Linked DNA regions of Homo sapiens: region 1 is linked to region 2. A link is a contact called in ENCODE Hi-C data. All regions are on one chromosome and are shown on one strand. The core of a region is the stretch at or near the end of the contact, and the rest is flanking DNA. Distances in the headings are between cores, read along the strand shown. Region 1 holds the start of GDAP1L1 (ganglioside induced differentiation associated protein 1 like 1). Region 2 overlaps JPH2 (junctophilin 2).

What was found. A loop is a pair of places that touch in the nucleus more often than their neighbours do. Pooled maps may share reads with other maps.
Region 1: a loop to region 2 is called in a pooled map, with 2.9 times the contacts of the local background. The contact joins the promoter of GDAP1L1 here to the enhancer-like site in region 2. A Hi-C loop is called at or near these places in 1 of 50 pooled maps.

The regions. Positions count from the first base shown.
Region 1 is chr20:44,245,639-44,251,583 of GRCh38, reverse strand. GDAP1L1 (ganglioside induced differentiation associated protein 1 like 1) reads right to left here and starts at 4,276. Exons shown (of 6, transcript NM_024034.6): 1 at 4,070-4,276. The coding sequence starts at 4,249. RefSeq lists a silencer at 3,121-3,415 and an enhancer at 3,776-4,574.
Region 2 is chr20:44,173,177-44,178,619 of GRCh38, reverse strand. The region is part of intron 1 of JPH2 (junctophilin 2); the gene reads left to right. Among named protein-coding and RNA genes, the nearest start is that of JPH2, 11 kb to the left of the region's middle. RefSeq lists an enhancer at 739-1,239. Within about 2 kb of position 1,284, at least 9 of the 41 ENCODE cell types and tissues checked have a DNase peak (open chromatin) inside an H3K27ac peak, as active enhancers do.

The DNA of each region.
Region 1 (5,945 bases), core at 3,027-5,526, 70 kb before region 2:
AGGCGGTACACGGTCAAGTGCAGCATGGACAAGTTGGAGGGTCAGCCCTAAGAGTTTGAAAGGCAAGGGCAGGGTGGGAAAGAGAACTCATCCTTCACCCCCTTGCTTCTCTCCTGCCATGCCTGGGTGTCTGAACTGGCCTCTGGCAGGCCCCAGACTTGGGTCTCTTGCCCCTGGGATCTGAAGGCTGGGCCAGGGGCCCTCCAGAGGTACATCCAAGACAGGGCAGACCCTGAGAGGAGGCAGTAAGGGAACCATGAACCAGGCTTGCTGCAGGGAGCCAGAGACGACCCTCAGAGACTCACTCTGGTGGAAATAACAGCAGTAACAACAGCCAACTCTTATTATCACCTCCTCTGTGCCAGGCACTATTGTAGAGCTTTACATGCATTAGATCTTAATCCCTATGAATTCCAATGAAATTGGTACTAGTACCTCCCAGTACCCTCACTTTTAAGAAAAGGAAGCAGGCACAGAGATTGTAAGTAACTTGCCCAGTCACACAGCTAGGAAGTAGCAGTCTTGGTTTTTGAAAAGGGGCAGTTGTGAGGACAGATGGATGCCCCAAAGTCAACGGGCACCGAGAGGTAGGGCAGTTCTTCCTGCCTGGTGAAGGAGGAGGGAGGCACGTTGTATCAAACATCTGGTTCATTTCCCTGCTGAGAAAACTGAGGACCAGAGAGGGTCAGGTCACACAGCCAGTTAGTGGGACTGGCAGCACTAGAACCTTGGTCTCCTGACTCTATGCTTTTTTGCCCCTCCTGGCCTCATTCTTCCCCACAAAGGAGGAGGAGGCTGGGGGCAGGAACAGCCTCAGAAGCATCCTAACATTGACCTTAGGCATTTAGAGCCTCCTTCAAACCCTGTGGCCCCAAGCAATGACCTATGATAGTGCTTGAAAGCTCACTCTTAACAGGCAATTGTTTAAGGCATTGTGCTAAGTGTGTGAACATGCATGATATCACTCAATCTCCTCAACCCTCTCCCCCAAATATATGAGAAAGCTGACTTAGACAGGCAAAGAAGACACTTGTACAAAGTCACATAGCTGGGAATGGCAGAGTTGGGGTTTGACCGCATGTCTGGCTGATTCCAAAATCCATGCCTTTATAACAGCACCCAGCACTTAACTGAGCACTTTCTATGTGCCACGTGCTATTCTAGGTGATTGACATGGATACATTTGCTGAATCCTTACAACGACCCTGTTGGGGAGGCACCATTAATATTCTCAATTTACAGGTGTGGATATAACTGGGGCATGAGAGGTTAAGCAGCTTGCACGGGATTACCCAGCTGGTCAGTGGTAGAGCTGAGATGGAAGCCCAGGCAGTCTGGTCATAGAGCCTGGGCCTGGACCCACACACTGTCCTGTTGCCCTCTGGGTCTGGAATGATCTCCAAATGCCCAATGGAGCCACCATCACTCCTAGAGGTGGACTATTTTTTTCCATTCATATTTCATGTGCCATTAAAGACAGGCTATTTAGATGCTTGACAATGGGGGACTGCCCTCTTTATATAATTAAGGCCCTTCAGGATTGGAGAGAAGGAAGAAAACTCATCTGCTAAGCTCCTACTACATGCCAGGAAGTTAACATATGCCTATGTCTTCTAAAGGAATTCTGCAGGGTAGGATGTAAAATCCTCTTTTCCAGATAGGGACATTGAGGCACAGAGAGGTAAAGTGACTTGTCCAAGGTCACTCAGCCAGTAAGTAGCCAAGACGAGAATAGAACCCAGGACTATATGACTGCAGAGCCCATGCCCTTTCTGCCAAGCTACACTGCTTCTAGAATCCACCATGGGCCCCTGGGTAGGGGGAAGGCCCTGGTATGGGAGACAGAAGGATGCCCAGGTTAGCTTGGCCAGAGACTTGGTCAAAAGTGGGGCTGCAGCAGATGGTCTCATCCTGACTCAGGGGCCACCTCAGCCCTGAGCTCACGCTACATAGGAAATATTTCATGAGGCAAAGAACAGGAGGCTCCCTCATGATATGGTTGTGGGAGATGCCACCTCCCTGCCCCCTGTCTGGTCCCAGCCGCTGGGGCCCACTTCCTGAGGTTCTAGCGGGGAGGAAGTTCTAGACTCTGAAGGGCAGTCTGATTCATCTCCAAAGCCCCCATCCCCAGGCTCCTTGAATGAGGCCTGGCACGTGCAAGCATGTGCAGAATTTGTGGATGACTCCAGTATGACCTTGATTAACTCTGGCCCCTCCTTTACCTAGTGCCTTAATAACATCATAACGGCCGCTCCTGGTGGCTCACACCTGTAATACTAGCACTTTGGGAGGCCAAAGTGAGTGGATCACTTGAGATCAGGAGTTTGAGACAAGTCTGGCAAACATGGTGAAACCCTGTCTCTACCAAAAATATAAAAAAATTAGCCGGGTGTGGTGGCATATGCCTGTAGTCCCAGCTACTCAGGAGGCTGAGACAGGAGAATCACTTGAACCCAGGAGGCGGAAGTTGCAGTGAGCCAAAATCATGCCACTGCCCTCCAGCCTGGGCAACAGAGCAAGACTCTGTCTCAAAAAAAAAAAAAAATCATAACACTCATTATCAACAGAGTCTTGACCTCTCGCCAGGCACTGCCATCATCAGTACTTTTGTGCATCATATCACATTTCACTCTCATAATAGCCCTCTGAGGAAGTTACTGCATTCACCCCATTTTACAGATTATAAAGCTGAGGCTTTGGACAGGCAAAGGGACCTGTCCACAGCTCCACAGTGAGTCAGTGGGCAATATGATTGGTGGACCAGCTTCATCAGCATCACCTGGTCGCTTGTTGGAAAGGCAGCATCTTGGACCCCATTCCAGACCCACTGAATCAGGATCCTTGGGGTAGAATCCAGCAGTCTGGGTTTTAACCAGGATCATCCAGGGACTCTAATGCACGCTCAAGTTTGAGTAGTCCCAGTCTATAACACTAAGTTCCTAAGTTATATCCCTTCTTCAACAACCATATCAGCAACCCTGAGAAGGGGTTGGGATTGGAAGTGGCTATTGTTGTATCACTATCCCGCTTTCCAGATGATGAAATGAGCCTGGACCAAGACTCAAATCTAAGTCTTTGAGTTCCAAGGCCCTTTCTCTTCATGGATTCTGTTTTTCCATCTGGAAAATGAACGAATGGAACAAAAGGATCTTCCAGGAAGAAGAGGAGTCAGAAGGTCAGGCAGTGGTGCCGCTTAGGCCCCTGCAGGACCTGCCTCTGGGCCCTGGCCATGGTGCTGAATCCGTGGCCCAGAGACGGGACAACCGCCCAGGGTGGGAGATTGCGCCCCTAGAGGCGCCCCTGTCTGAGGGGTGCAGTTCACAGCCTTACCCCCAGGAAGCGGGAACCCTGAGAATCCAGTTGGATTTCCAACTGCCCCTCAGGTCCCCTAGGTCCTAGAAGCATTTTAGGGGCTGGGGCCACTCTGTGCCTTTAAGAGCAAAACAGACCTGATGGGCTGAGCCGAGCTGGTGTGAGGGGATGGTTTAACTCCTTCCTTCTCAGCTCAAGACACGGAGTGGGGGGTGGGCGACGACTGGGGACAGACCCTCCAAGCCCTAGCCAGAAGGCGGCCCGCAGACAGAGGGGCAGAGGAGCTGTGACCTGGGGGCCTGCAGTGTCCGGGACGGCAGCGTGCAGGGAGCGACTGAGAGGGGGCTACCGAGGCTGGACCCCAAGTAGCGCTTCTTCTCCCTCCCCGCAGCAGCAGCACCTCCCACCCCACCAAGCCGCCTTCCCAGCAGTGCCCATTCCCTTCCCCTCGCCTTTGTCTCTTTTCTCAGCCCCCCCAACCCGCCCCGCACCCCAACAGACCGGCTGTTTCTGGGAGGGAAAGAGGCAGAATGGATGCTCCTAAAATTGAGAACTGTGCTCCTGGGGCCCAGACAGGGCCTGTCGCTTCCCAGGTGAGCAGTCCTGGAAGGAACCCTTGCGTCCCCCGACCTCCGGGACCCCCAAACCCCAGGTTCCCCCCTCCAGTCTTTCGCCGCCCTCAGATCCCTCAAGCCCTGGGGCTCCCCTCCCCAAGCTTCCTGGCCACCGGCGCAGGCGGCTCCCGGCCCGGCTCTACCTTCTGCGAGCTGAAGGACTGGGTCCAGTGGTACAGAACCAGGCTCTCCCTGGGCCAATGGGCGGGGCTGGCCGCCTCGGGAGCGTCGGGGGCCTCCGCTGGCTTGGCCGCATCGCTCTCCAGCGCGGAGATGGGCCACCAGCTGCAGTTGGTGGGGGTCAGATTGTTGGGGGTCGCCATGACAGCCCGGAATCAGAGGCAGGAAAGAAGGAGGCTCCGGCGCGGCGGCTCTCTCTCGCCCAGCATCACATGGCCTCGCCGAGCCTGCCCCTCTCCTCCCTCCCTCCCCGCTCCGTGAATGTCATTACTCACCGGGCAGTTGGGGGAGGGGGCGAGGGGATCCCGGGAGCTCCTTTCTCCTCCTCCCCCTGGCCCGCGCCAGAAAAGCCGCCAGCCCTCAGTGTCAGGCTCCCTGCAAGGGTGGAAGGAGCCCGAGGAAGTGGGTCGTGCCCCCCAAACAGCTCAGTGTATTGGGCCAGGCACCTGCCAAAGATTCCACCCTCATCAACGCTTTCCTGCCTCTCAGTCTTCTAAGGGGCAAATACTTCTTAACTGGGATTCTAGAGAGCTATTCCTTTAGAAATTAGTGTCTGGAAATTACTTGTCTCGCTTTGAAGCTGTTATCTTCTAACTTTTCCCCTGAAGGGCCTCGAAGGGCAGAGGGAACAGACTATGATTTATTTAACAGACACTTACATAGCACTTACTGTATGCCCAGGCACTGTTCTAAGAGCTTTACAACTATCAGCCCATTTAGCTCTCACAATAGTCCTATTAGCTTCATTTTACAGAGAAGGAAACTGAGGCACAGAGAGGCTAAGTGACCTTGCCCAAGGTCATCGAGCTGGTAGGTGGTGGAGCTGATGTGAACACAGGCAGTCTGGCTCCAGAGTCTGTGCTCCTAGCCATAAGGTCATGATAATATGGTAAGAATATAAACAATGGCACAGCAACCATTTATCAACCTGAGCCCCTTACATGCATCATCTCATTTCATCTGCACAATAATCATTTTTCACGGATGAGGAAGGCGAGGCTCAGAAATGTCAAGTCATTTGTTCAAGGTTGCATCTTCTACCAAGGCACAACCAGATGAGCCCAAAGAAAGCCCATAATGCCTTTGCTGTCACAAAGTCTGCCCTAAACATACATAAGAACTTCAGCAAAGTTCCTTAATACACCTATACTTCCGTTACTATAAATACTGTGTTTTAATTTATTTACCATTGAGGAAATACAGAAGCAGACCCTGGGACAACAGATGCAAATAGATGTACTAGGAAGATAAGCTCAGTCCTCCCTCTCACCCCCGACCGCCCACCCCCATCCATCATGCTGCTAAGGACTCCTGGGTACCTCATCCCCCAGGCTGTAAGCCTGGCTCATAAGGAACCGGTGAACCTCCTTCTACCAGATAACAGATGCTCTGTGGTCCCTGGGTTTCCCTTTTTGCCTTGGCTGCCACAAAGCCTGTAGCTACATTTTCTATCAAGTCTCAGTTGCTACATTAGCCTCCCTGGTTCAGCATACTTTTTTTGTCACTCTTGTGAAATTTTTGATGTTGTTCACTGTTCAATTTTGCAAAAAAGGGCATGGTATGTCTTGAAGGAAAATTCAATCCTGTATGCTCCCAGGGTCACAATCTGGTAGGTTTAACAAGTGCCATAGGTGATTCTCATGAGATGCAAGGTTGGTGATACTGTTTGCATCTGTGTCTCCACCAAATTTCATGTTGAAATGTAGTCCCCAGTGCTGGAGGTGGGGCCTGGTAGGAGGTGATTGGATCATGGGGGTGGACCCCTCTTGGCTTGGTGCTGTCCTTGCAATAGTCAGTGAGTTCTTGTGAGATCTGGTTGTTTAAAAGTATGTGGTCAGG
Region 2 (5,443 bases), core at 35-2,534:
AAAAACAAAACAAAACAAACAAAGAAAAGAAAACCAGCCTCTTGATTTCTGAAAAAGGCCTGCTGGGATTTTGATGAAGACTGTATTAAATCTATAGATCAGTTTGAGAGAATGGACATCTTATTAGCAGTGAGGCTTCCAACCCGTGAACATGGTATATATCCCTATTTGTTTAGGTTTTCTTTAATTTCACGCAGCAATGTTTTAGAGAATTCAATGTCTTACACATCTTTTGTTAATTTTATCCCTAGATATTTTATTTTCTGTGCTATTGTAAACGGCATTTAACATTTTATTTTTTCAATTGTTCACTGCTAGTTTATAGAAATACAACTATTTTTGTATATTGACTTTGAATTCTTTTACCTTGCTCAGTTAATTTCTTAGTTCTAGTGGATCTTTTTGTTTTTGTTTTTCAGGTGAAAAGGAATCTCTTTTAACTTAAAATAGTTTGACTGTTATTGAAAATCAAGTGTAGAGGCCCTGAGAGAATCTGATATTACTAAAGGAAGACATGTGATATTTAAGCAACTGAGACTTAGAGTAGGCAGATCTGGGTTCAAATCCCAGCTGTGCCGGTTCTTAACCATATGAACCTGGGTGCACCATGTAACCTCCCTGAGCTTCTGTTTCCTTTTTTCCTTTAGGGATGTGTTAAAATCGCCCTCAGAATATGGTCGAGACAATGAAACAAGACAATGAAGCACTGAGCATCATGCCTGGCACATAGGAAATGCCAAAATATATATTCCCGTATTTCCTTCACATTCCAAAGGGTGAATTAATTCAGGATGGCCTGAACCATAGCTGTCACTGTCTTCGGGAGGATATTTGAGGACAAAAACGAGTTTTTGACTTTGGAACAGTAAATAAGACAAGACTTTGATTCGCTTAGTTCTGCCTTGAGTCCTGCCAGTGTAGATGGAATCCATGCCAGACATGATTCCATTTCGAATGTAGAATCAGCATAATTTAACCTCATCTTGGAAATCTCATGTCCCAGTTCACAGCCAGGCATCAGCGTGACAGTCAGCTGAGCTGCTGTCTTGGCAGCTTCTGGGCATTCTATGGAGACCCCAGGAGAGCACAGCAGACCCTTAGCAGAACAGAAAAGCGGACCGTATTAGTCTTTCCTGTCCACGGCCTTGTTTTCAGTGATTCATGTGCCCGATTGGCCAAATCTCTGCAGACGTGCCCCTGTCCGAGGCCAGGCTTCTGGGATTCATCGAGCTTGCTTGTTTCCGGGACCTGCTAATTCCGTGCCCAGCAGCTGTTCCCCGGAGCAGGCCCTGCCCTCCACACCCTCATGAGGAATGCCGAGTCTCATTTTCTGAGGGCCCTGGTTGAGGGTGGGGTGTGGGGCGAGGGGGACAGGGTTGCTTCCTGCCATAGACTTCCTGCCTTGGAGGGTTATCCTTGTTCTCACCTATCCCTTCCCGAGCTGAAGCCACAGAGTAGGAGAGAAGTTAGGGCTGGCACACCTCCCTCCCGTGTAACTTTCACTCCCTGCTTAAAGGGAACTGATGAGAGTTGCCTGGCACAGATCTGTGCCTGGCAGAATCCACAGAGCAGCCCAGGTGTGCTAGGAACTCCAGAGTGACCCCTGCTCCAGGCCAGGAATGAGCACCTTGTGCCTGGAGGTCTTCCTGCCACTGCTGGCTGCCCATTGCTGTGGATGGGGTAGAGCTGGAGTCACACATGGAGGCTGGACAGCTGCATGCAGCCTGCAGGGGACACTCTGGATGGCATGTACCATGTTTTTATTATTTCTATTTTTAATTAAATTGGAATCCTTTATGGATACCTTTTTTTTCTTTTTCTTTTTTTTAACAGGGTCTTGCTCTGTCACCCAGGCTGGAGTGCAATGGTACAATCACGGCTCACTGCAGCCTCGACCTCCTGGGCTCAAGTGATCCTCCCACCCCAGCCTGCAAGTACCTAGGATTACAGGCACACATCACCATGCCTGGCTAATTTTTTTGTAGAGACGGGGTTTCTCCATGTTGCCCTGGCTGGTCTCAAACTTCTGAGCCCGAGCCATCCTCCTGCCTCAGCTTCCCAAATTGCTGGGATTATAGGCATGAGTCACTGTGCCCGGCCTATGGCTACCTTTTAACAAAGTGATCAAATTTAACATCATCAGTGACAGACAAACCTACAGTATGTACCCTTGATGGGATGTACAGAGAAGGCCAGCGCTTTAAGAGGCCAAGGCAGGAGGATTGCTTGAGCCCAGGAGTTCAAGACCAGCCTGGGCAACACAGTGAGACCCTATCTCTAAAAAAAAAAAAAAAAAAAAAAGACAGATAGGATCTGACCCATTTGATGAGATTCTTTTAGCTCTTGTGTTGAGAAAAGGCTGTTTTGGGAAAATAGGTATTAGGTGAGGGGAGGTGGCATGGAGACCTGGTAGTGAGTTTATTACATTATGACTGGTGAGAAGATGGTGGTTTGCACCACTACCTTGTAGTAGCAGAGGTGGTGAGAAGACACATTTTGAAGCAAAACTTATAGACTGGATAGGATTGAGAGAAAGAGGAGTTAAAGATGGTCCCAAGGCTTTTGCCTGAACCATGGAAGGATGGTGTTGCCATGAACTGAGATGGGGTGAGGGTTTGAGGAGGAAGGGTCAGGAGTTCAGTACTGGACACCATGGGTGAGAGATGCCTGTTGGAAGTGTCCATGGGCATTGGGTTTCTGGGCAGGCCTGTGCACAGGTAGGTGGGTCTCCTTTTAGACCCTCTCCCCTTGACCTTTCTTGCCTTCTGCACACACAATCATTTCTGCTCTCCAAGGCCCTTAGGGTTGCTGAGCTGACCCAAGGCCTGGAAATGGGCCTTTTCCCCAGGCCACAGGCTCCAGGGCTGTCAGCACCCAGGAGATGCCTCCTGGTTAATCCCCTGCTTCTGGGGGTGAGCCACGGGGCATCATCTGGGGCAGCAGCCTCTGGATGTAGGGGTGGTGGAGCCTTGCGGGCTCAGGGACTTGTCATCCACCCGCTGCAACCTGACCCTGCTCCTGGGAGCTGGTCCCAAATGCCGCCAGCTCCTCCGCTTCGGGTTGTCTGTTGGTGATCCCAGGAAACCAGAGACTATGGAGATTTGATGGACAGCGGCATTTGGAAGCCATGGGAAGGGACTTTGGTGCCAGCCTTGCAGGCGAGCCAGAGAGCAAGGCCTTGGGATTGTTACGGGAAAAATGTAACGCAGTCTAAATGCTCACCGAAGGGACTGTTAATTTATGAGACCATGCGATGAAGTACAACAGGACTTTAAAAAGACAGAGGTGGACCCACCTATATTCATACAGAAAGAAATCTAAGCCATTATAAGTGAACAAAAGCCATTTGGCAAATATTTATTGAGTGCCTGCTAGGTGCTAGGTAGTGTTCTCAGAGATGGGGTCAGTGGCAGACTGGTGAACAGCTAATCTTTTAGTCTATTTGTGATCAGTATACAGTTGCAAATTGGCAGGAAAAGGCCTAGAAGGATCTAAATCATTAACAGAAGTTACCCTGGGGAGACCGGACAAAGGTGTTTTCTTTTATATACTCTTCTCTTGTTTGGATTTTTTTTGCAATGAGCATATGACTTTTAAAATTTTGTTTTCTTTTTTTTTAATTTGAGACAGGGTCTCACTCTGTTACCCAGACTGGAGTGCAGGAGGGATCTTGGCCCACCGCAACCTCCACCCCTGCACGGGGGGCTCAAGCAATCCTCCCATGTCAGCCTCCTGAGTAGCTGGGACCACAGACGTGCACCACCACAACCGGCTACTTTTTTGTAGTTTCAGTAGAGACAGGGGTTGACCAGGCTGGTCTTGAACTCCTGAGCTCAAGAGATCCACCCACCTCAGCTTCCCAAAGTGCTGGGATTACAGCCCTGAGCCACCACACCTGGCTTACTGCAACCTCCGCTTCTTGGGTTCAAGCGATTCTCCTGCCTCAGCCTCCCGAGTAGCTGGGATTACAGGCAAGCGCCACCACACCTGGCTAATTTTTGTATTTTTAGTAGAGACGGGGTTTCACCATGTTGGACAGGCTGGTCGCGAACTCCTGACCTCAAGTGATCTGCCTGCCTTGGCCTCCCAAAGTGCTGGGATTGCAGGCGTGAGCCACTGCACCTGGCCCAACTTTTGCAATTTTTAAAAAGTGCTTCCTCCATACAAACAGTATTTACATGTAGACGTAATAAGGAGCCCTCAGGATGCAAAAAGGGTTGGGGGTGGGGGTGTCTAAGCACAGTTTTCCAGAATGTAGCCTCAGAATCCTGGATGGCCTCCCTTTGTTTCTCCCTACTCTGGGTACTCAGCTTTTCAATGCAAGGCAGCATTGAAAGAGCAATTGAGGCAAGGGACCTGTTCTTCAGTCCCAGCTGAGCTACTCCTGGGCTGTGTGGCCTTGGGCAGGTCCCTCTACCTCTCTGAGCCTAAGCTTCCTTCCCCGTATAATGAAGGAATAAGACTACACTTACCCATGAAGGTAAGCAGATTTTCTCACGCACAACACTGGCTAATTGGGTGTGGCTACCTGCGGAAGTGGTGAGTGGGGACTGTAGGCTATAGTGCTACTCAGCCTCATGACCCATTAGCAATGTCAGTTGTGGACACAGGATGGGGAATAAGTGGCCTATGTGATGGATTACTTATGGGCTTGGACTAGAAGATCTTATCATCGTCTGATGAATTGTTTGTTTGTTTGTTTGTTTTGAGTCGGAGTCTCTCTCAGTCGCCCAGGCTGGAGTGCAGTGGTACGATCTCGGCTAACTGCAACCTCCGTCTCCTGGGTTCAAGCAATTCTCTGCCTCAGCCTCCTGAGTAGCTGGGATTACAGGCATGCGCCACCACGCCAGGCTAATTTTTGTGTTTTTAGTAGAGACAGGATTTTGCCATGTTGGCCAGGATGGTCTTGAACTCCTGACCTCGTGACCCACCCACCTTGGCCTCCCAAAGTGCTAGGATTACAGGTGTAAGCCACAGCACCCAGCCTTTGTTTGTTTGTTGTATGGATAAAATTAACTTATTAGGACAATGGTATTATCGTAGAGGAAGAGTTTAATAAATGTAGGGCTAGTCAAGTGGGAAGATGGGGGTTTATTATTTAAATTTATGTCTCTGAAAGTTTGGAAGGTAGCATTTTTTAAGGATAGTTTGGCGGGCAGGGGGCTAGGGAGAGGGAAATGTTGATTGGTTGGATTGGGGATGAAATTATAGGAAGTCGAAGCTGGCTTTTTTATACTGAGGCAGTTTCGGGGTGGGGGTTATAGGACTGGTTGAATTAGTTTTTTGCTATGAGTCACAGGTCTGGGTAGAATCGTCAGAATGTAAAAGTTCAAAAAATATTTTAAAGGCCAATTTTAGGTTTTGACAGTAGTGATGTTATCTATAGGAGTCGCTGGGGAGGTTACAAGTTCTGTAACCTCTGGCTATATTTCTCTGGAGTCAT